Linked DNA regions of Homo sapiens: regions 2 and 3 are each linked to region 1. Evidence: chromatin loops called from intact Hi-C (ENCODE). Cell type or tissue: B cell. All regions are shown on one strand.

What was found. Peaks named below come from ENCODE experiments on the same cell type or tissue, not always from the same donor. Only the 100,000 strongest peaks of a DNase experiment are listed, where the experiment ranks them.
Region 2: it touches region 1 in a loop (6-fold over the local background); 2 of 110 quality-filtered maps call a loop at or near these places.
Region 3: a loop joins it to region 1, with 16 times the contacts of the local background. A loop is called at or near these places in 19 of 110 quality-filtered maps.

Annotation. Positions count from the first base shown.
Region 1 is chr7:37,349,537-37,357,536 of GRCh38, reverse strand. All of the region lies in intron 1 of ELMO1 (engulfment and cell motility 1), which reads left to right. It also overlaps the pseudogene RNU6-565P. Among named protein-coding and RNA genes, the nearest start is that of ELMO1, 95 kb to the left of the region's middle. RefSeq lists enhancers at 2,550-2,699, 1,963-3,162, 4,199-4,248, 4,299-4,358, 3,889-4,390. In B cell, CTCF peaks have their summits at 4,290 and 4,490 (motif pointing right); DNase peaks (open chromatin) are centred at 3,836, 4,456 and 7,436; H3K4me3 peaks cover 1,306 bases; H3K27ac peaks cover 1,813 bases.
Region 2 is chr7:36,982,691-36,990,690 of GRCh38, reverse strand. The region is part of intron 16 of ELMO1 (engulfment and cell motility 1); the gene reads left to right. Among named protein-coding and RNA genes, the nearest start is that of ELMO1-AS1, 11 kb to the left of the region's middle. RefSeq lists a silencer at 3,753-4,047. In B cell, CTCF peaks have their summits at 3,173 and 3,372 (motif pointing left); a DNase peak (open chromatin) is centred at 3,380.
Region 3 is chr7:37,231,890-37,239,889 of GRCh38, reverse strand. ELMO1 (engulfment and cell motility 1) reads left to right here. Exons shown (of 22, transcript NM_014800.11): 8 at 6,696-6,795. Among named protein-coding and RNA genes, the nearest start is that of ELMO1, 210 kb to the left of the region's middle. In B cell, CTCF peaks have their summits at 4,666 and 4,866 (motif pointing left); a DNase peak (open chromatin) is centred at 4,859.

The DNA of each region.
Region 1 (8,000 bases):
TCCTGAGAAACATTCTGAGGTTCTGCTGTTTAGAGCCATGATAAGACAACCCTAGGAATGAAGCTGAGTAATCATTATGTCTTAGTCTCCACTAAAACCACAGCTTCTGGGGGGCAGCTGGGCTGAGGTCTCGCCAGCAAAGCTCATTAGGCCCCAGGTGGATTATGCCTACTATAGCAGGGAAGGGTGTGATACCTGTGTTCAACCATCATATGGGCCACTGTTGACACTCCTGAAACCAAAGACAGGTTAGCAAGCGAAAAGCATAACACATTTATTTAATATAAGTTTTATATAACATGGGAGCCTTTAGAAACGAAGACCAAAAGCCCCAGAAATGAAGACCCAAAGCCCCAGAAACAAAGACCCAAAGCCCCATAACTATTCTTATGTTTAGGCTTGATAAAGAATGGACAGCCATATAGAACTATGATTGGACAAAGGGTGTGACCTAATGGCAGTATGACTGAGGAGGAACCTCAGCAAGGGCTGTTGGTTCAGATTCTTATTGGTCTGTCTGTGTAGCATGTCTTCCTCCTGGATATAGGGCAGGACTCCTCTGGAAAGAGGGTCTTTGGGGAGAAGGAAGAAGGAAGAGAGTGACCTTCCTAGGTTTCATGGTTTACTTTGGTGGAGATAGGTTCTAGTTTCTATGACCCACTTTGTGGAAGAGGATTTTTTTATTTATTTATTATGCTTTTATTAAGAAATGCTTAAAGGATTTTGTGAATTTGTCTTCCTATCCATTGATCATTTTTCTTTTCTTTTTTTTTTTTAATTATACTTTAAGTTCTGGGATACATGTGCAGAATGTGCAGGTTTGTTACACAGGTATACACATGCCATGGTGGTTTGCTGCTCCCATCAACCTGTCATCTATATTAGGTATTTCTCGTAATTCCATCCCTCCCCTATCACACGGGCCCCGGTGTGTGATGTTCCCCTCCCTGTGTCCATGTGTTCTCATTGTTCAACTCCCACTTATGAGTGAGAACATGGGGTGTTTGGTTTTCTGTTCCTGTGTTAGTTTGCTGAGAATAATGGTTTCCAGCTTCATCCATGTCCCTGTAAAGGACATGAACTCATTCTTTGGAGAAATAGGAATGCTTTTACACTGTTGGTGGGAGTGTAAATTAGTTCAACCACTGTGGAAGACAGTATGGTGATTCGTCAAGGATCTGGAGCCAGAAATATCATTTGACCCAGCGATCCCATTACTGAGTATATACCCAAAGGACTATAAATCAATCTACTATAAAGACACATGCACGTGTATGTTTATTGTAGCACTGTTCACAATAACAAAGACTTGGTACCAACCCAAATGCCCATCAATGATAGACTAGATAAAGAAAATGTGGCACATAGACACCATGGAATTTTGTTTTTTATGAGTTGCTTCAGTGGGGAAAGAGAGATGGGAGAAAGGAGAGCAGTAGAGGTCAGAGAGACCTTGGTTCTGAGACCTTCCAGTCTTCTTTAGTTCAGAGTACTCAGCATGCCAAAGCTCCATACTTTGGGGTATTGATTGTTTTCTAAGCCCTAACACTACCCTCTGTCTAGTTGCTGGGAGGATCAGACAGAAAAGGACAGATGTCACTCTGCAAGGCTGGAAGAACATACAGTTGGTGAAGATGTGCAGTAATAGTGGGGCAGATCCCCCTCTGTGCAGAAGCTCCCCTGTGAGCCTTCTTAAAGCACTCAGCCACCTCATAACTCAAGATGACATCCATTTCTCCTTGCGGAGAAAGGATTTAGAACAAGTTGAGTCCTGGTCACCTTTGTGTTCTCAGAGAACTTTCCTGGAGGACTAGACCTGTGGTCAGGAGGGAAAATGGTTCTCTTATTTTCCATCAGGGCATCTGCTCAGGCAATTCTCTGTGACTTCCTGCCTTTGCAAATGTAGGTCAATCCTTCCAGAATCTTACCCTAACTTTCCCCCCTCCGATTTCTGTCAACACAATCGTTCACCTAGAATCTTTTCTATGCCCTCAAAACTTCAAATCTAAAAACTCCCTGAACTTAAAGCAAAGTTATTATTTCCTTTCTAGTGCCATAGCTCTTTGTCCAATTCGGTTATGATGCTTACAGCAAAAGGAATTCTCATGCAGTGTGGCTTCTGTGTGTTTCATGAGACTGGACTACAGATGTGTTTCCTCAGTTTCATTTATCCAGCTACCCCATGTCTGGCAAATGATAATCCCAGGTCAGGCACTACTCTAATTGCTTTATAGATATTTTATCTTCATAATAATCCCATGAGAAAGGTACCTCTGTCATTCCAGTTTCACAGATGAGGATACTGAGGGTCACATGTTGTGTAATTTGTCCAGAGTCACAGCGTTTTCAATGTGGGTGAACCAGGATTAACACCCAGGCCAACAACTGACCCCAGAGCCCTCATAAAAGTCTGTGCTCCTCTGGGAATAAGGACGTCAGGCCGGGAGAAAGAGCCTAATGGTATTCCGTGAGAGGCGGCTATGCGGCATTGCATTATGCATCAGAATGACTAATTCTGTGTACGAGGGTTGTCAGGTGAAACCCAGTGGAGGCACAGCCCAGAGTTCTGCAGGGGCCTTCGCTGGTAATCTGATGCAATCAAATGTTCTAGGGGTGGTAGTTAGAGCTCTGCTGTTGCTGGAGAGAGGCCCAAGAAAGAAGTTTCACATATTGTTTTTTGATCAGCAGGTTTGGAAACTTTGAATGTTTGGCTCACAGGATGGTGGAAATGCTCCAGCACTTCCTGTGGCTTCGAGTCTGGTTTCTGCGATAGGGAACTGGGCTCGAGCCTTGCCTCCTCCACTGGGGACTGTCTGCACACATCACCGAGTGACAGGCTTGCTGGGAGGAAGGGAGCAGCCACTGGCATTACAACAGCTGAAAAGGAATTTGAAAAGCAAATATCCAGAAAACCAGAACAAGGGAGGAAGTGTGTGCATTAGTTTGCAAAATGATGAACTTTCCAGTTGAAATGCTGATTCCCAAAGCGCAAGAGAGCTTGGAGTGAAGGGAAGAGAGTGAGTGGCTCAGCTCAGGTCTCATCTTGTTTTTGAAAGAATTTTTCCAGGAGGAAAAGGAATCTGGAATAGGCCCTCCTCTCACCTCTCAGCAGCTCCCTTTCTATTTCTGTCCAGTGGGAACAAATGAATAGCTGCTGCTTGAAGAAATGCCGGAAGGTTTTCTGTGCAAGGAATTCTGGATTTTAAAAATGCATCACTGGCTTGAGTAATCCTTCACATTTGTAATTTTAATCTTTGAATTTGGTTTTAAGGAAAGAGTGGTTCATTTATTCATTCACTTGTCTGGAAAATATTGAGTTGCTCTTTACCATGCTGTCTGATCAGGTCTGGAACAACAGAGATGAGTAAGATATGAGTCCTACCCTCAGAGAACTCATATAAACAAATAGGATAAGGTGTGGAAAAGTGCTCTGGTAGGTCACTGTAAGCGCCTAAGAAGACAGATTCAGGGCAGTTACTTCTAGCACGGGAGGCCGTGAGGTCAGGGAGATCTTTAAGAGAAACTGGTGCATGAGATTGGCACTGAAATCTAGATGGGAATTTTTGAAGCAGACCCAAGGGAAGGAAAGGACATTGGAGGTAGAGAGAACATTCTGAACAAAGACAGGGTGAAAGCGAGAGGTGGAGCCGACTGGGCTTCTGGGTTGGGTGGGGACTTGGAGAACTTTTGTGTCTCGCTAAAGGATTGTAAATACACCAATCAGCACTCTGTGTCTAGCTAAAGGTTTGTAAACACGCCAGTCAGCACAATGTCAAAACAGACAAATGAACGCTCTGTAAAACGGCCCAATCAGCTCTCTGTAAAATGAACCAATCAGCAGGATGTGTGGGTGGGGCCAGATAAGGGAATAAACGCAGGTCACCTGAGCCAGTAGCAGCAACCTGGGTCCCCTTCCACGCTGTGGAATCTTTGTTTTTTTTTCACTGCTCGCAATAAATCTTGCTGCTGCTTATTATTTGGGTCCGTGTTACCTTTATGAGCTGTAGCACTCACCGCGAAGGTTTGCAGCTTCGCTATTCACTCTTGAAGCCAGCGAGACCACGAACCCACCGGGAGGAAGAAACAACTCCGGACGCGCCACCTTTAAGAGCTGTAACACTAACGGTGAAAGTCTGCGGTATCACTCCTGAAGTCAGGGAGACCACGAACCCCCCAGAAGAAACTCCGGACGCATCTGAACATCTGAAGGAACAAACTCTGGACACACCATCTTTAAGAACTGAAACACCGCGACAGTTCGCTGCTTCATTCTTAAAGGCAGTGAGACCGAGAACGCACCAATTCTGGACACAAAAGGACCTTAGCAGGCTCAGGAAATGGCAAGCCATTTATGAAGAGGGAAGAGATAGCAAACGTTGGTCTCAAGTTCTCTAGTTCTTTACCCAGACCATAGCTGGCTGGGGGATGATCCTGATTTAGTCTGGGGGGTTCCTTTACGCATTGCCACCAGCAGGTGCCGCAAATGGACCATTGGCAGTCTTAAGGTAGAACCAGTTTTCCATGTCAGACTTACAGAGCCATTGGATGTGCCTGGGGTTTGGGGAGCAGGGACTCGTTGGGTGGGGGAGGATGCACCGGTGGTACCTGGATGCAGGCTGTGAAAAGTTTATATCCTAGAGGTCCCAAGTCACCACAGATTTAAAGCAGGAAGTGAGATGTTCAAATGATCACAAATACAAGTATTCTGTTTCTTTTACTGTTTTATCTTCCGTTGCTTTGCACAGTAGAAGTTGCAGTTAATAGAAGTTTTACTGTTCTCTGAATTGGAAAGAGTTACTCAAAAGAATTGGGCTACTTTCCTGGAGACAAGCCCATAGATGCAGGTGGTGATAATTCAATATGGGACTAACGGAAAGTTTTCTCTGCCACTTTCCATTGCATTTCTGGCCAAGACTATTTAGCGATTCTTTCTGAGAAACCGAGGAGGCAAATAGTCTCAAAGTATGTCCTATGAGAAACGTGTGCCGCAAGATGTTTCGTTAAAAAAAAAGTTTTCTGGACAGATACATTTGGGAAATATTATAGATTGCATATGGACATTTCACAGAACACGTGTTACGTTAAAGTCCCTGAGAAGTCCTGCAGTAAAGGAAACTTTGAAAAGAACGGCGTAGAGCCCAGCACAGTGGCTCATGCCTGCAATCCCAGTACTTTGGGAGGCTGCAGCAAGAAGTATCCTTTGAGCTCAGGAGTTCGAGACCAGGTAACATAATGAGACCTCATCTCTATTAAACAAAAAAATGGCATAGTGGTTACGAACATGAGCTATCAAATCAGACATGTAGATTTCATTCTGGCTGGGTTCCGTATGTGGATGTGAGACTTTGGGCAAGATATTTAATGTCTTTACATCTTGGTTTCCTTGTTTATAAAATAGGCTAGTAATGGTACCTTATTCATAAAATTGTCTCTAAAAGTATATAGTAAGTGAACTAGTAAGTTATTAGTGGATATTATTCTATTCAGTTTTTTCCAAGAATCCTGACTCTTTATTTTTGCATTGCATTTATAAATAACTCAGAGAAGCGGTGCTGTGTGGGAAATGCTGGAGTGAGACTAACTCTTGCAATCCATGCGTGACTTCTGATAGCAGTCCCACAGAGGAAAGGCAGGCCCTAGGTGCTGAGCGCTACGTCACAGATGTGGACTTGCAGCTATATGAAGCTCTAGAATTGGGGAGCAAAAGACCATTTCCTCTTGACTGCAAGGTTAGAGTGTGTAACTTCAGTCTGTTTTGCCTTCCAGTCATTTAATGACAAGTTTGGAACTCAGGGCAGTAAACAGATATGGTTAGGTTGATATATTAGGAGTTTTTCAATTGTAAGGGACAGAAACAACTCAAGCTGATTTAGCGTAATGAGGAATTTATTAGTTTGTCTATCTAGGAAGGATGTTAGGGTAGTACAGAGAACTGAAGGAAAAGTGTTAGGAAACTCAACAGAAACTGAACATAGCTAGGCCTTCTGTCCTTGTTCCCTTTTGAATGTTTTCCTCTTGACTTGTCTTTGCTTCTCCTTGCCTCATTCTTTCCTATTGTGGATGACCTTTCCCCATGGAGGGAGCATGGCTGCAGACAGCTTCAGCTTCAGCTTCATCCCCAGCAGAAGGCAAGAACTCCTGGTGATCTACCTGCCTGGTCCCTGCAAAGTGCTAGGATTACAGGCGCAAGCCACTGCGCCCAGCTGACAAATTTATGAGATCCTTATTAAGGATATTTATACTAGGTTGGATCACATTTATTGCAAATTTTTTTTCAGATTGTTATTCGTGTTTAAATTTTTTAAATACTTTAATATATAAAAATTACACATGGGTCATGCTAATCTTCTCTGTATTGTTCCAGTTTTAGTATATATGCTGCTGAAGCGAGCACTGTCTCTAAATTTTTATAAAGGTTTTTGGAATTCAGAAGTTTTTAAGCTTGCTTGTATCAAATCATCAGGCTCTTCTTTGACGCTTTCTGCCTTTTGTGTTTTATTAGTTTGCTAGGGCTGCCATAAAAAAGTACCACAGACTGGGGTGCTTAACTAACAGAAATGGGTTTTCTCACTGTTACGGAGGCTAGAAGTCAGAGATCAAGGTGTTATCAGTGTTGGTTCCTTCTGAGGGCTTTCTCCTTGGCTTACAGATGGCTGTCTTCTCCCTGTGTTCTTAGGTGGTCTCCCCTCTGTACCTTCTGTGTTCAGATTTCCTCCTCTTAAAAGGATAATAGACAAACATGCTGTATTAGGGCCCGGCCTGAAGACCTAATTTTAACTTACTTCTTTCGAGGTCCTGTCTCCAAATACAGCTACATTCTGAGCTACTGGGGGTTAGGATTTGAACATACAAATTTTGAGGGGGACACAATTCACCTGTAACAGTTCTCATACTAAAGAGGCCTCTATCAACCTGAGAGGATTTAAGGATTTGAAGGAAGTCATTTAAACTAGTTAAGATTTAGTATCTTCATTAATTTACTGCAAATAATAACACCTGTCACTCAGGGCTGTGAAGAAGAGTGAGTAAAGTGCGTGTCCACGGTGCCCAGCCCCATGCCTGCTCTAGGCGCCTGTCTGCCACTCCTTCTGGCAGCTGTCCCCTAGCCTTCATGATGTCAATGCCAGACACTGGGAAAGCAAAGACTTTTCTCTGCAAGTTTCCATTATATTGCAAGCCAACCGTAGCTAATAGCACATTTCCCCACCTGTCAAGTAAATGGGCTGAATTGTTGCTGAGATTAGCATACATGGCTAGCGTGTACAGAAAATGAAATACTGAGCCTCCACACTGGATTCCATTCTCTGTTTATTCTCTTTCTGCTGAGTGCTTGCATGTTCTGTTCTGAACACACCGTGTTCCCTCATTTCTGAAGCCACAAACTTCCTCTTAGGCCCCGGGCTGTCTTCAGAATGGCCATCAGGTCCCTGATACGGGAACCTGAAATGACACCCCCACCATATACCCATCCATCCAGACCCTCCAGTGTAGGGCAGGTGGGGGGACATGTGCCCACCACTGCTGCTCCCATGGGAAACAAAGACTGGCTTCAGCAAACCTGGACACTCATACATCCTGAATAATGTCAGCTGACCACACCACCGACTTCATGTATTCCTTGACCTAGACACTAAAGGTATTGAGACAATTTCAGTCTGTTTGGCATAAGAAGGATGGTAGCACAAAGAAGAGAAGAGCAAAACTTTTACCCAAAGCCTATTTCGGTGGCCCCTTCTGAGGTTCAGTGTACCATGCAGGGCGGTGTTCTCAAAAGTGAAGACTAGGCCAGGTGTGGTGGCTCACGCCTATAATCCCAGCACTTGGGGAGGCCGAGGTGGGCAGATCACCTGAGGTCAGGAGTTCGAGACCAGCCTGGCCAACATGGTGAAACCCCATCTCTACTAAAAATACAAAAATTAGCCACGCAAGGTGGTGCCTGCTTGTAATCCCAACTACTCGGGAGGCTGAGGCAGGAGAATCACTTGAACCCGGGGGGCGGA
Region 2 (8,000 bases), 370 kb after region 1:
CTTATGGAAAGGAATAAAATTTCATGAGATTGAATCTGCCCCAAGACAATATGGGATAAATGGTACTGACAGTGCCTGCTCCAAGCAGAACAAAGAGTACAGGTTGAACGTGTGAGCGAAATAGAAAGGGATTTCTTATGACCTTTATTCAGATGCCCAGCAGTGATTCCCACCCCACCCCCTGAATTTTCTGAGTATTTGATACTGTGATTCCCTTCTCCTTTTGTGGACAGCACATAGTAAATCTGAATGTGTTCAGAAGCTGGATGATAGGCTACCTATCATCCATGTGGAGCCTGTGGAGTACAAGTCCATTAGGTGTATGCAGAACAACTTCATGCCAGTTCTTGGGAACTTGACAAGCAGTCATCCAAATATGATGCTAACAAAATCTAGGTTTCCCTCTTTTTGAGGCTCACCAGCAGCTCTGTAAGCTTTATGTACTTTTTTCATCACAGTCTAGAAGGCGAAAAAATCGCCAGAAAGTCCAGGTTAACTAAATAGAGCACCCAGTCTGGGATCTCCATAACAAAACCGCTGGACAAGATCCCATGCAAAAATTCTTTGGAAGTTTCCTCGAAGATGCTATAGCTATTTTTTTCTTGAAGTGGACCCTCTGAAAATATCGATCAAGTCACTTATTTTCTAGAACTAAAACCATGACTAGCTAGGTGGACGAAAGAGCTTATTTGCTAGCTTTCAAATAGATGAAGGGGAGAAGGATTGAAGGCTAATATAAAATTATCTGTTTACCTTGCAATTTTGTCTTAAAAATGAGTTTTTCAGGATAAAAATTACCTTAAAAAACTTATGACGTTTCACATAGTGTCAACAATAATAATACATAGTCTTCCTACCTTATTGCTGATGGTTCTAATAACATCTGTATTACCCTAGTGAATGTGTTCTTTGTGAACTTGCATGCTCTCTCTTCATAAACCTCCCTAGTAGGATAACTACCAAGCACCAGACTGTGCTGTCTACCCACCCTCCACTTTAACTTTGGATTATATGATACAACCAGGATTTGCAGTCATTCAAAAGAAAGATGATCTTACTCTCATATAGATGGTCTTTTGTAATGGCTTGAAATAGTGAGACCCTCTGTCCCATTCTCCAAAAACTGCCTTTTTCCATTTTATATGTGGGAGATTAATTTTGAGGTAGTCTTCTCCTCCTTTACAAAAACATCTCTTAGCAGTGGTTCCTAAACTGTGGTGTGCGTAAGAATTCCTGGAGTGCTTGGGAAAATATTCGTGATTCTGCCCCCTGAAATTCTGATTGGGGAGAGATGCACTTGGACCCCAGGAATCTGCATTTAATGAGAATTTCTAATGTAGGTGATCCTTGTGGATCACACTTAAAGAATCTAGAGCTTGAATCCCTTGATTCAAATCCTGGCTCTGCTACTTTTTTGTTGTTGTTGTTATTTCAGTCAAGTTGCTTAACCTCCTTATGCCTCAATTTCCTCATTTGTGTAAATAGTGTAATAACATCTCACAGAGCTTTTGGGAGAATTAAATTGGTTAATCTAGACAAAGTGCTTAGAATGCACTGGATTATGAACTGCTAGGTTAATTCCTGAATTATTAATTGCTGAATTAATTCTTAATTGCTGGATTAATTCCTGGATTATTAATTGCTCAATAAATGTTAGCTAGATCAACCCAACAAATCACAGATGTCTTGAAATAGATTGTTTCAATCAGGTTTGTATTCTGTTAATCTGTCATTCATATCAGCTGAGGAATATATATCTTGGGTTATGTTGGTGTGTTAGGATGGGCAAGGAGTCATTTAACTGGAGCACTGCAATGCATTGTCATTGCTTGTAGGATAAGAACCAGACTCCTTAACTTGGTCTCTAAGCATCTGCTGGTCTGGTCTTACACCATCCTCCCAGTCATTCTCACTGTGATCCATTCACATTTGGCTTCTTTCAGATTTTCAAAGATGCCATGTTGCCTCCTAGCACACATGTGTTTTGTTTGGGTCACTCTTCCCCTCACTCTCAATTTATTAACTTTTACTCTTCCTTTAGATCATGGCTTGATGTCACTTTCTCTGAAATGCTTTTCCTGATCTCACTAAGTGATTATTTGTGCTAAGAGAACACAGAGTTCATAGCTCTGTTTTTATACTCCATATCACAGTTATGCTTAATATTTTTGCCTCCTCTATTAGAGTCTGCAGGTTGTAAGGCAGAAACCTTGTCAGTTTGTTGTATCACTAGCACAAGTGCCTGGCATAGATACTTGCTAAATATTTGTTGAGAAAATTATTAAATTTTGATTGAGGAAGACTTGGATGGAATGATGGTTTTGGCATAAACTGAGGATTTGGACAGCCTTCAAGAGGATGGGAAGGCAAAGGGTGGGTGTCCCCATGGCAGAGGAGACTAGGCAGGACAGTTAAGAGGAGATGTTCCAGAAAGATGGTAGAGAAAACCTGAGCCATCCACCACCCTGAGGGTGAATGTTGTCTGGGCAGAGCTGAGAAAGATTGACAGTGTTGGCTTTGGGTGCTGTACCTGGGTGAGACTTTCTTCCTACACTTAGTGGCATAAAGAGACAAAATGGAAAGCCAGGATTCATATTCTTGAAGGTACAAATCCAACATCAAGACCAATGGGCGGCCAGGCGTCGTGGCTCCCGCCTGTAATCCCAGCACTTTGGGAGGCCAAGGTGGATGGATCACCTGAGGTCAGGAGTTTGAGACCAGCCTGTCCAACATGGTGAAACCCCATCTTTAATAAATATACAAAAATTAGCCAGGCATGATGGCACATGCCTGTAATCTCAGCTACTCAGGAGGCTGAGGCAGGAGAATCGCTTGAACCTGGGAGGAAGAGGTTGCAGTGAGCCGAGATCACACCATTGCACTCCAGCAAGACTGTCAAAACAAAACAAAACACCAGTGGGCTATAGCTGAGCATTTGGAGTTGGATGGATATGGGGTTTATACTGAGCTTCATTTAGGAAGAAAGGAGGCTGAGGGCGACTGTTGCTGTTTAGACAGTGGATGTGTTGTAGATGGATAGTTCAGCTTGGCTTCAAGAATCAGAAACACACAAAGAGCAGGTCCCAGTCTCCTCAGAAGCCTCATCTGGGTCATTACGGGCTGAGGGTCCCAGGCTTGCAGAGACCTTTAAGGAAGAGAAGGTTCTCCTTGAGGTTGTTATGATGCCAAGGCAGATGACGATAGGGCAGAGAGTAATTCTTTTCTCTCTAACATAAGCCCAAATCGGTGCCTTCTGTGACACTTACCATTTTCCATCAATCTCTGTGGAACTGAGGGCTTCCGCAGACCCCTGAGTGAGATTGCCACCTTATGAGCCCCCTCGAGTCTGACCAGGATGTGCAGCCATTCACTGCTCAGTGGCGACCCCTGCTGCTAAGGAGAGAGATGGCAGCACATTCAGAGTTGGTGACATTAATTCTAGTCATGCAACCCGGGGAATTTGGAGCAAGCAGGGGAGGAGTCTGAGGGGATGAAAATGGGCTGAGGAAATCCAGGGAGATCCCTAGTGTTCAGGGCGCCTTGATGAGGTGCTAATGCAGAAAAGAGCTGGGCCTGAACACTCCGTACTTACAAAATCTTCCACAAGCCGCCAGTGTAATCGCTTCATTCCAAAGGTTGGCTAGGAACCACCGCAGTGCCCTCTGAGGAATACCATTGCAAACTTTAACTTTTATTTGCGGAGCTCTCAGGGCTGTTAGGCAACAAATATTTTTAAAGATACCCCTCTAATTCTCTAGGTTAAAAGTTGCAGTAATTTTAATTAGGGGTAGAGGCTGTTTATGTTTGTTTACATCCTGGGTAGGAATTAGAGTATAAATCCTCCCAGTGGGACCCCTGCTGGGATGCTCTGGAATGCTTGCATTCCTGAGTATGTGAGCACCCCTGGTGTGCATGCCTTGTGTGTACATGGCAAGGTATCGCGAGGTGGTTCTATGACATTTCTGGACAAAAACTGTGTGTGAAGAGAAGGTAGGAGAAAGCAAACTCACAATCAAATAAAAGTAGAGAGAGGGGAAGAGATGAGATTGCAGTTGATTATGGGTCTGGCAGCAGATGTTCTGCACGAATCCAACTCGCTGCAGCCAGTCTGTTTCTATGGCAACAGAATCGGTAATTATTGAGCCCAGGCACTCCCCCACTTCTCCCAACAAGGTGGAGGCTGATGAATATGAACTATCTCCAGCCCATCACCAGCTTTTTCTTTTTCTTCTTGTCCTTATTTGTTTTTTAGTTCTTTATAAGAAAAAGTGGGGGATATATTGAGAAGTACCAAGACGGGGAGCTATGGGTTTATTGACAAAAGAGCATAGGACACTAAAATAGAAACGAAGTTATTATTTTTCTCTTGTGATACTCTAAGAGAAAAGCTCTTCCTGGAAAAGCCGATGATCTCTGAAGATGCTAAATAAATGAGCAGGAGTTTCCCTGAAATGGAGGCGCCCTTTGATTGGCTGATCTTTCCCCGACTCCTGCCAATCGGAGCATCCCTGGGCTCCAGCTCCATAAACATAAGCAAAGCTACATGCTTATTCTTCTGGACTTGGAGTGTATACCATTTAAAGGTGTGCGGCGGGTCTCTGTTCACATGGCTCAACTGGAAACCTGTTTCATGAACAAGCTTACTCAGGAACCATCTGGTGGTATTCCAGCACATTGTTCTTCAGGGGGACGACTCTAAGTCGCTTTGTGGTGGCAGCAGCTTAGAATCAGTATTTGTGGTTGGGAAAGATGGACTTACGGGAGCTTGGTGAGTAAACCTCCGTCTCACACATGTGTCCACCGGTATTATCAGCCTGAGCTAAATGTAGCTTTGTCCTATTGTCTGCCGAGAAAACTGAATTGGAACAAGCACATGGAGGAGCGGGCATTCAAGGGTTCCCATGATGTAGGAGACTCTGAATTCAAAAGACTGCATGCTTTGCTTGGGTCTGATCCGATTTGTAGCTGACTGTACATTATACTTGGACATTGGTTGTCTTGTTAGGATTAGTGTAAGGAGCAGAGTTCTGCTTTATTTCCCTGGGTGTTGATGCATTTCAAGAGAAAATGCTTTTAAAGCTACATTAATAATAAGAGTCAACCCTGTGTATTGCTAGGAAGAGAGAAAAAGGTGCAGGCACGGAGCCCGGAGCCGCTTGATTGTGTTGCTGGTGTTTGCATTGTGAAGAGAGATGTTATTACAATGGTCTGTCAAACACTTCTTCAGACCCCCAGCCACGGAATGAAGCATCTCTTCTCCGTGTGCCACTGTTCTCTGCTTGGAAAATGTGTAACTGAGCTAGGTCATGTCCTTTCCTTTTATGAAACCTGTCTCCAAATTGAAATATGTTTTTTAATTAATTGCAAAGATAAAGTGAAGTGCAATTGGAAAGATTTTAGCAGTCAAAAAGCATGCTTCAAAATGACTCTATTTTGCATCCTTTCAAACCCCTGAAAAACCAGAGAGGGTTTGCAAAGTTATATTCAAGGATTGGCTCTCTGCCAGGAAAGGGATGCTCTGAGCTATTGCTCTGCTCCCTGGGGTTTAATTTTCTGACACTGGTGATGAAATTTTCAATTTCGTTGGGTAGAAACAGGAAGAACAAGAAAGCAGTACTATAAACAGGCAATGGAGGGGCAGCGTGGGGAACGAGAAACTCTTTGCCTGTAGGGACCCTTCTAGCTGCAAACTTAAAAATGTATGTGGCAAGATGCAACCCAAGCACCGAGCAGGATTCCAGACGAGTTATAATCATTCTGAACGGGGAGAGGAAAGGTAATGCCATTGGCTTGGGTTGCAGAGAGTGGGGGCTGAAGTTGGGGCTTCTATCTCTGCCTAAGATCTTTTCCCCTGATTGTCTCCTGATTTTGAGGATTCATCATGTTACTTTTTTTAAAATGTGATTTCCTGTCTTATGTGCCTGAAAGTGTCATAGCACACTTGATGTCTTCTATTTACAGTCCACTTGACTTCAAATAATGGAGAGAGGAAAAGAGAATGAAGCATCTGGTTTATGAAGAAATGCACATGAAATAGTCAAACAAGAGAAATCTTATTGGTTGTCCTTTTTAAAAAATGTCCTTTTGCACAGGAGAATGCTGTGGGTCTTCACGTGGCTCTAGAATAGAATTTACTTTATCCTAAATGGGACCTGTGATGAATGGTTACAGAAACAGAAGAGCTAGAAAGCTTTCGCCTATAGAAGACTCAAGGCAGGGTGAGGGCGACTGGGTGTCTGGGAGAGACCTTCTACTCTGTCTATTAAAGAAGTAGGGCTGACGTTGCAGGAGAGGGAGAATTTCCTAACTGCGGGTGACAATGCATCAGGGACACCTGGTCACTTGACAAGGTCAGTGACCTGTTTGTTAGCTGAATGCCTTTCTGGAGATGTAGGCTGCTCTCTGATCCCATGAGGCTCCAGATGGCTGGATACATTGAGAATTCTGCCTGACTGGAAGAGCTTGTGTGCATGTTAACTCTGCCTGCTGCACCACACTCCTCAGTACACCTCGATGCTCGATTTTGAGGAAGTCTGGTTTCTAGAGGATGTGCATTAAGTGACAGTCAGCTCGTTAGAGTCAATGTCCATTTCGCCTTGGCCTCTTCTCTCCCCCACTAGTGTCACTTTACATGAGCGAAGTGCTGGCACCTGTTGGTAAGAATGAGAGAAGAAACCAGCTTTTTATGGAAGCAGTAAAAAATGTTTACAAAAAAAAAAAAAAAATCTAAAACAGTAGTTCTTAAGCTATTATTGGATCATGGAACTCTTTAAGAATGTGAAAGCTATGAACCTCCTCTCTGCTCCCCCCACCTAAAAACGCATTCATGCACAAACACATAACACTTTGATAATCAGGCATTTTAGGGTAAAGCAAGATCCCTGTCCTGGGGGAATAGCCAAGAACGTATCATACCCTGAAGTTCATTGTCTCCTTCTTTTCAGATGGGTCCGCTAAATGCTGCAGCCCCATCTCAATCTGTCCTGAGCATTTACTGTGTGCCAGGCACTGCTCAATACATTTTATATGTAGATATAATAATTCATTGAATCTTCCAGCAGCCCTAATGGGACTAAGTTTTTTTGCCTGTTTTAGATGAGGAAATTTAGTCGCCAAAATATTAAGGACCTTGCCGGTGTTTATCCAGCTAGGAACTGACAAGTGTTTGGTGTTTCATGCATGTCGATGTACTTGTTGCTGCATTCATATGTGGAAGGAGAGTGAGTATATAGGGGAAGATGGTTTCATCAGCCTGTCAGTCTGTCAAGTGGAGTCAGACCACAGGTAGTTGAATTAAACAATCACCACAATAATTAAAGTCAAATTGAAAAGGCATTTTGGGGTGGTTGGGTGAATTATTAATAACGCCATTTGGGAAGTTTGAGCTAAGTAAAAAGCCCATCACAAAATGCCCCATTGGTTGCCCCTTTATGTTACTGTGTGATGCACCATCTCATTCCTGTAGCATTTATTTGCCTGGTATGATTTGGGTCAATTTACCTAGGAGACCAGTTCCTTCTGGGCCATCTGGGAGAGGTGACAGGTCACCAGTGTCCCATGGCTGCCCTTTGCTTACATTTGCCAGGAATGATTTGCAGTGGCCAAAGCAATGGCGAGGGTGATGAACAACTAGGAACAACCAGGCAGCCAGTTTGGGGGTTCCCATGAACTGCAATGGCTGTAGGAATCACCAGGACTACCATGCTTTCTCAAGACCTTGTGAGCAGGGGAGGCGGGCCCAGCTCAGAAATAGAAACTGTGTTCGTCAGAGTTTGAGGGAGGATTGATGGCTGCTAGGGCAATGTGGAGCTGGATGGGTGTGTGAATCCTCCACTCCTGGTTCAGCCACTGCATCTCCCCTTCTATCTGTTTTATAAATGGATTCACAATGAAGATGTAACAATAAAAAAGAGAAAGAAGGGGTTAGGCTGCTAGAAGGAAGAATAAAAGCTATTCATCTTATCTAGATGTCTTATCTGACATAAAAAAATAAGCAAGAT
Region 3 (8,000 bases), 120 kb after region 1:
CAGTTATCACATGTTCCAGATTCATAGCAGCTTTCAGTACTCTCCAAAGGCAGCATTTAGTTATTGAACATGGTGGGGATACCAGAGCCTGGTCATTTCTACCCATTATGGGATTCCTCTAAGAGGCACTGTTTATTCTGCAGCGTTCCACTGAGTTGGCTGAGACATTTTCAGATCTGCATTTGCTTCTTCCCCTTCCCTTCGCAGGCATCAGATCTGTTTCATGGTCCCAAGGCTTTCCATACTCAATCCTGCTTTCTGCCTGCTTTATCTTCCACAGGCATTGCCCAAACTCGTACTCAATCTCTGTTCTCATAACTTAGTCTCAGCATCTGCTTCACAGAGGACTAAAACTGACACATCAAAACTGACTCATGATGAAATAGAAAATTTGGACGCCCATAGTTATTAAAAAAATTGAAATTGGCTGGGCGCGGTGGCTCACGCCTGTAATCCCAGCACTTTGGGAGGCCAAGGCAGGTGGATCACGAGGTCAGGAATTCAAGACCAGCCTGGCCAAGATGGTGAAACCCTGTCTCTACTAAAAATACAAAAAAATTATCCATGCATGGTGACAGGCACCCGTAATCCCAGCTACTTGAGAGACTGAGGCAGAGAATTGCTTGAACCCAGGAGGTGGAGGTTTCAGTGAGCCGACGTCGTGCCACTGCATTCCAGCCTGGGCGACAGAGCGAGACTCCATCTCAGAAAAAAAAAAATTGAAATCATTTCTCGAAAACCTTCATACAACAATAACAGGTTACACTGGTGAATTCTATATTATATATTATAGAAGAAATACCAAATCTAAACACATGCTTTTGGAAAATAGAGGAGAGGGACCAGTTCTCATTATTTTATGATACCAGTATCACTCTGATACCAAAACCTGGCAAAGACAATACAGGAAATAAAAATTATAGACCAGATGCAAAAATCCACAGAGGCATGTTAATAAATACAATCAAGCAATATGTTAAAGGGATAATACCTTGTGATCAATAAGAGCTTATCTCAGAAATAGTTTAACATTTGAAAATCAATCAAGCAGCTCAGTGTTTTATGAAATAAAGGAGAAAACCTAAAGAGAAAAATCATCTTAATGGAGAGAAAGCATTTCATAAAATCTAATGTATATTAATAATAAAAATTCTCAGCAAGCTAGGAATAGAGGGAACTTCCTCATCTTGATAAAGTAATCTACAAAAACTCCATCATACTTAATGTTGAAAGACTGAATGTTTTCTACCCTACAGACTGAGAATAAGGCAAATATGTTTGCTTTCTGCAGTTCTGTTCAACATTGTATAGGATTTCTTAGCTATTGCAGTAAGTCAATAAAGAAACTAAAAGCATAATATAAGAAAGGAAGATGTAAAACTACCTCTATTCATAGAAAACATGATTATCTATTTAGAAAATTCTTAGGAATCTACAAAGAAACTGCTAGATATAATTGAATTTAGCAAGGTTTCAGGATACAATGTCAATAAAATAAAAATGAATTTTTATATTTTAACAGCAACCATTGGAAAATGACATTTTAAAATTTCCACTTATAAAGTATCAAAATCATAATTTGTAGAAATAAATCTTTATTTTTAGGGATAAATTCATCGATAGACATGCAATATCTATTTATTTGCTAAAAATAAATAAATGAGGGGAAATAAAGACCTAAACAAGTGGAGGGATAGACCATTTCATGTGGTGGAGGACACAATTTTAATTAGATAGCAGTTCTCTTCTGACATCCTTTGGCAGGGACACAGAGCCAAAGCATATCATCTTTATACTATAGGTTCAGTGCAATATCAGTTATTTTTTAAAAGAATTACAAATCAATCCTAAAACCACTGGTAATGTGTGGGACCTAGAATAGCCAAAATGATCAACAATAAAGTTGAAGAGTTTCGTTGACTGATTTCAATACTTCCTATAAGGTTAGCTATCAAGATGGTCTGATATTGGTATAAGGGGGTAGATAAACAGATCAATGTAGTAGAATAGAGTCCAGAATCAACCTGCACTGAAATTTTTAACAAAGGAGCTAGAAGAATGTTTGCTGACATAAGTCATGCTTTTTGAAGGTAAGGGGTGTGTCTATAGGATGACTTATAAATCCATACCTTTCAATGTATATACATTTTACTTCCTCAAGGAGGAAAACAGATGGAAAAACTCAAAGGGCAGGGCAGAACTGTGGCCATTAACCTTGACAATTAAGGATCTATTGAGTACAATTTATCATAGCTTTAAAAGTGGCCTTTATTTTCATCTTTTTTCAAATTCTGTATTGGGGCCGGGCATGGTGGTTCACGCCTGTAATCCCAGCACTTTGGGAGGCTGAGGCGGGCGGATCACCTGAGGTCAGGAGTTTGAGGCCAGCCTGGCTAACATGGCGAAACCCCTTCTCTACTAAAAATACAAAAATTAGCTGGGCATGGTGGTGTGCACCTGTAATCCCAGCTACTTGGGAGGCTGAGGCAGGAGAATCGCTTCAACCTGGGAGGTGGAGGTTGCAATGAGCTGAGATCGCGCTACTGCACTCCAGCCTGGGCAAAAGAGTGAGACTCTGTCTAAAAAAATAAATAAATAAATAAAATTCTGTATTAACGGGCTTGCCACTCCATGGAAACATTTGGAAGCACTATTCTTTTATAAAATTAGTAGCATAAATTTACATGCTTGTTTTGAGATTGGCTGAATTTTGTTGGAATGAAGATGGTGTCTACTAAGTTGATGAGAAACATTTATTTGAATCATTCCAGCACACATGGTGTGTTGGCTGTGACAGTGGCTTTCCACCAGCATGTAAAGTTTGCAGTTGGCTTAATTTGTGGCTGTCAGTACTGCACAATCTTTAGCCTAACAGTTTACAAAATACAAATAATCCAAACAAATAAAAATGTTCCTGGATGTGCCATGTGGTTGCTTTATATTTGTAATTCTTTTAGCCTTGACTCTCTATACCCAGCATTGATTTCAGAGGTAGAACTTGCCTTCTGCTTTCCCGGTTTGGAGCCTGAATTACTCCTCTAGGAGTGGAAATAAACACCTATGTCAAGGTTCAGTAAGAGCTTTTATAGCCATCTCACTTGAAAGAGGTGATTGAATCCCTTGATTTGGAATGTAATAAAATTTTAGCATGGCCATCCTTTCTTTGCAACTGAGAGTTTGAAGTTGAATTTGGAAAAAGTTCTTCCATATGGGAACTTACTATGTCACCCAGCAACCGGTCCTAATGAATATGTTATATACAGAATATGTGTGTAATACAGAATATTATGTAATATGTATATATTATATACCTATGTGTATTTTACATAAATATTATATGCTAGTAATATATAAAATAGGTCCTATTATATATTCCTATCTGTCTCTGCCTATCTGTCATGTCATTAGATAGATCAAGAGAGCTATCCTTCCTCTGAGTACCTTGACTGGTGTATGCTGTGAAAAAGCTTTACTCTCACTTACCAATCATTCCCACTAATGGATACTTGAGAAGCACATATAGCTCTATTTGCAGTCTCAGAAATGGTGCTGCACCTCCTTAACAGCCATAGAGATTGAAATCTTGACTCCCAAACAAGCATGGGGATTTGGAAACCAAATGATACTTTTTCTCCTTCTCTCCAGCTTTTTTTTCCCAAAGTCCTTGCAGCCTGTTCTGTCTGAGGAGTCTGTAGACAGAGCTCTGGAGTGTAGTTTTGGGACGATTGACTGTACCAGATGTTACTAAGATCATTTGGATTAGGGCTCTATTGAGCAGGTAGCTAGGGAGCAGAGTCATATTGCTTTCATATATTAGAGAACATAAATATACTTTATCTTTTGCTTTTAAAGGAGCTACTGAAGACTAATGTCATCTGGTTTCCTGATCTTATCTGAGTGCTGTCTAGCTAATGGGAATGCAGAGAAGAGTATTTTTTGTTGTTTATTGGTTTATTTGTTTTATCTTTCTTCGAGACAGAGTCACTCTGTCGCCCAGGCTGGAGTGCAATGGCACGATCTTGGCTCACTGCAGCCTCCACCTCCTGGGTTCAGCCTTCTGAGTAGAGTAGCTGGAACTACAGGCGCCCGCCACCATGACTGGCTAATTTTTGTATTTTTAGGAGAGACGGGGTTTCACCACGTTGGCCAGGCTGCTCTCGAACTCCTGACCTCAGGTGATGCGCCTGCCTCAGCCTCCCAGAGTGCTGGGATTGCAGGCATGAACCACGGCACTAGGCTAATAGTTTGATTCAGTAGTGTGTGTGTTTCTCTGCCACTGCCTGTTCCATTGCCTGTGCTGCTGTTGATGTTACTGAGGCAGGTTTTTTGCCTTGTACAGATGCTGTGAATGCTGTCCTCCCATGGCGTGTATATGGGAATTTTTTTGACATTTGAGGTCTTTTAATATGCTGGGTATGACCAAATATCCACTATTAGTTATCATTTGGTTCTTGTTTTTCCTCTTTTTAAGTAAATAAAATAAATGAGCTAATTTTGCTTACTGCTCATGCTGTATGTTATTATGTAATGATGTTTTCACAGTAATACTAATGCCTACCCAGTCTATTAATAAATCTTACTAATTGCTTTTATTTCCTGGCTCTTATTTTCCTGAGGCAGTCTTTTTACTTTCTTTTCTTCTTCTTTTTTTTATTTTGCAATCTGATATTTGGATTTTCTTGTGATCCATTGTCTGTAGAAAGAGTCATTCTGGAATTTTTCTTTAACCTTACTCAATACTCTCTTCAACCCATTATTCCACCTGTCTTTCTAATGTTCTGTTCTTTTCTTCAAATAAGTTTGTGTTGTCTGGTTTGGAATTTCTTTTTGAGGCATGATCCTTTGATGCCACCTAGGGGGCACCTGTAAGATCGAGGTTGCCCTTTGCAGCTCTGAAAAGCCAGAGATATTAGCTGCTTTTCTATCTGGTCTGAATGGTTTGGCTTTCCTTGCATTGCTGTTTTTGTTTTCATTTTCTAGTTCTAAGAACAGAGAATCCTTAACACAAGGTGAAACATTTGAAAATCTTGTCCTTCATTCACGTTTTAAAAATCTCACTTTTGCATAGTGAGAATGTAGTAACACTCACACGCTACTTACAATTCACTGCACAGCATTTGGAGGGCTTTAAGCATGTTTGCTTGTTTTCATTTCTCCAAAAATCTCTGAGCTAGTTGTGACTACCACTACCATCATCATCATCATCATCATCCCCATTTTTAATAAATGAGGAAAGAGAAGCATAGGATGGTGCATAACTTGCCCACTTAGGGCTGAAGGGAGAACCCCTGCTGTCTGACTCCACAAACTACCTACTTAGCCGTTTTCGTTTAGCTGGTTGCATCCCCTCTGTTGCCCCTGGTCTCCGGCAGCTTTGGATCATTGTCTTTCCCTGAGAACCACTTCCCCTTCTATAGGTTCCATTTAGCATTACATCTTCTGTGGTGATGCAGAATTTCAAAGGTCATTTTTGAGGCTGGGCTGAGTAGAACAGTAGGAAGAAGGGAAATTGAGAAGCTGTTTTAAAAGAAATGTTACCTGTTTTCTATTCTACTAGTTGGAAATAAAACTAGTTGGAAGGTTCAATCTAAATATGTTAGGAGACTTTGTAGGATATCAATAATGGTATGCATGAGCCTACAAATGAAAAATCTATATAACCAACTTTATTTTTTTAAAAATTGAACCTAGGAATCAGTGCTGTTACATAATACAGTGTACAGATCCTGACTGGCATAATTCAATGTACTCAAAGAAAGAGTATTTATCATAAAGGTGTTAATACTTATAATGATGATAATTTACAATAAAGGTGAATATCTATGAAAGATTCTGTGTATCTAAGTCTCTGCTAAAGTGTTGTTTTGAAAGCTGTAGACACCAGGATATTGTCTAATAAGGGTCCTAGGTGGAACTGCATTTGCCCAAGCCTAATCTCTGTTTGGATTTTCAAACCACATATTAGACCCACCTTATAGCCTACTGAATCTCAGCAAGTCTTTTGGTCAGCAAACCCATTATGTGGAGTGATTATCTCCATCGATATGCCAGAAAAGTTACTAACTAAAGACGAAATGCTGGCCAAAATCAAAATGAGTATGTTTACTTGCATACATGTTTGTATCTGTGTGTCCACACAGAGGGATGTATAGACCACTTAAAAAAAGTACTAATTCTCTTAATAGAAGTATTTTTAATTTTCTCTTTGGATGTGTATGGGTAATAAAGGAAGCACATTGCCCTGCCTAAGCAGCTCCAAATTTCATTAGCCAAGAAGCTTTTCTTTAAGCCACCATTTACTGAGTGTCTATATGCTACATACTTTATTAAGTAAGTAGCTCTGTGGCTAGATAGATATCACCATCTAGTTTTTCAGCTGAAAAAATAGAGGCTCAGGCAGGGTCAGTGAATTGCCCAGAACAACACAGCTCACCAGAACGAGAGTTGGTGTGAGCCCGGGTCTGTTGGATGCTGAAGCCCTGGTTGACCTCATCAAGGCCGTCCTGCCCAACCTCATCAAGGCCGTCCTGCCCCTTCATGTCACTCATGTTAGTGAAGAAGTCACCTGTGGTCCTGCTATTTGTCTCTTGATCTTTTAAAATTCTGCTTGTATTCACTTTCCCAGAACTTTCTTGCTTCTGTGTCTTTGCTCAGCTTTGGGGCTCTTGACTCTTGTGCCTCTCTGTCTTTTTCAGCTTTGGAGACATGCTGTCCTTCACCCTGACGGCCTTCGTTGAGCTGATGGACCATGGCATAGTGTCCTGGGATACATTTTCGGTGGCGTTCATTAAGAAGGTAAGGTGGACTCTGCCTCTTTAGGCTTTCCTTACTGTCTTCTGTCATAGCTATTTTTCTCTGCTTTGAGGATGTTTCATAATTGTCTTTCCTTTAGTTCTTTATATTAAAAGATGGGTATGATTTTTTATAATATTATGTATGTGGGGGTCAGGAAACCCAAATTCTGTATAAAAATGATTGTAAGAGATTATAAGGGATTGCATGTGCGCACCCATAGCTCAGACCAGATAAGTGTGTCACACTGTTAATAACTGCACAAGTGTGTTAATTCCCCATGTGTGACTCTGTTGGTTTCAAGACCTAAACAGAGTTCCTACTGTCATCCTTCTTGAGCCTTTAATCCCCAACCTGGTGTCCAGGGAAAAGGAAAGAGGCAAAGTATACTGATGACCTGCACACCTAGGTTTGAAGCAGGGTTATATGAAAAGGAGGGATGCCTGAGTCCATGTGTCTTAAGCAGAGTGAGCCTGCTTACTTGTAATCAGGGTGCAAGGAATATCTCAGACATCACCCAGTTCTACCAGTTCTTCATTTGGGAGGAAGCAAATGAAGATGGACCTGGTGCAGGAAGATGGGGCAGAAGAGCCCTACCATTCCTTGCAATTGAAGTGTAACAAATTTGCAACTCTGTTTCCATTCTTCTGACTAAAAATAAACAGTCTTGATCTTGTCACTCTTAAATGTAGATTAAATCATGGACAATTATCATTTATTGATTTATTTTTTCCTTTCTTTGTATTTGCGAAATGGTTTATAAATTCATTGGCATTTCTCCTCCCTACTACTGTATTAGGAATAAAGAGATGTTTGGAATTCATAACTTTATTTTATAAGTATCGGTTACTGGAAAGAGAATTTCAGTGAATCTGTGCAAGCCAGAAAATCAGAGCAAAATCCATTAAGAGTCACTTGAAGTTTTTAAGCCTTTTATTTTAAACTAATGGTAGACTTAAAGAAAAGTTGCAGCAAATTGGACTTTGGGAGGCCAGCGCAGGTGGATTATTTGAGGTCAGGAGTTCAAGACCAGCTTGACCAACATGGTGAAACCTCGTCTCTATGAAAACTACAAAAATTAGCCGGGCGCAGTGGTGGGAGCCTGTAATCCCGCCTACTTGGGAGGTTGAGGTAGGAGAATCACTTGAGCCTGGGAGGCAGAGGTTGCAGTGAGCCGACATTGCACCACTACACTCCAGTCTGGGTGA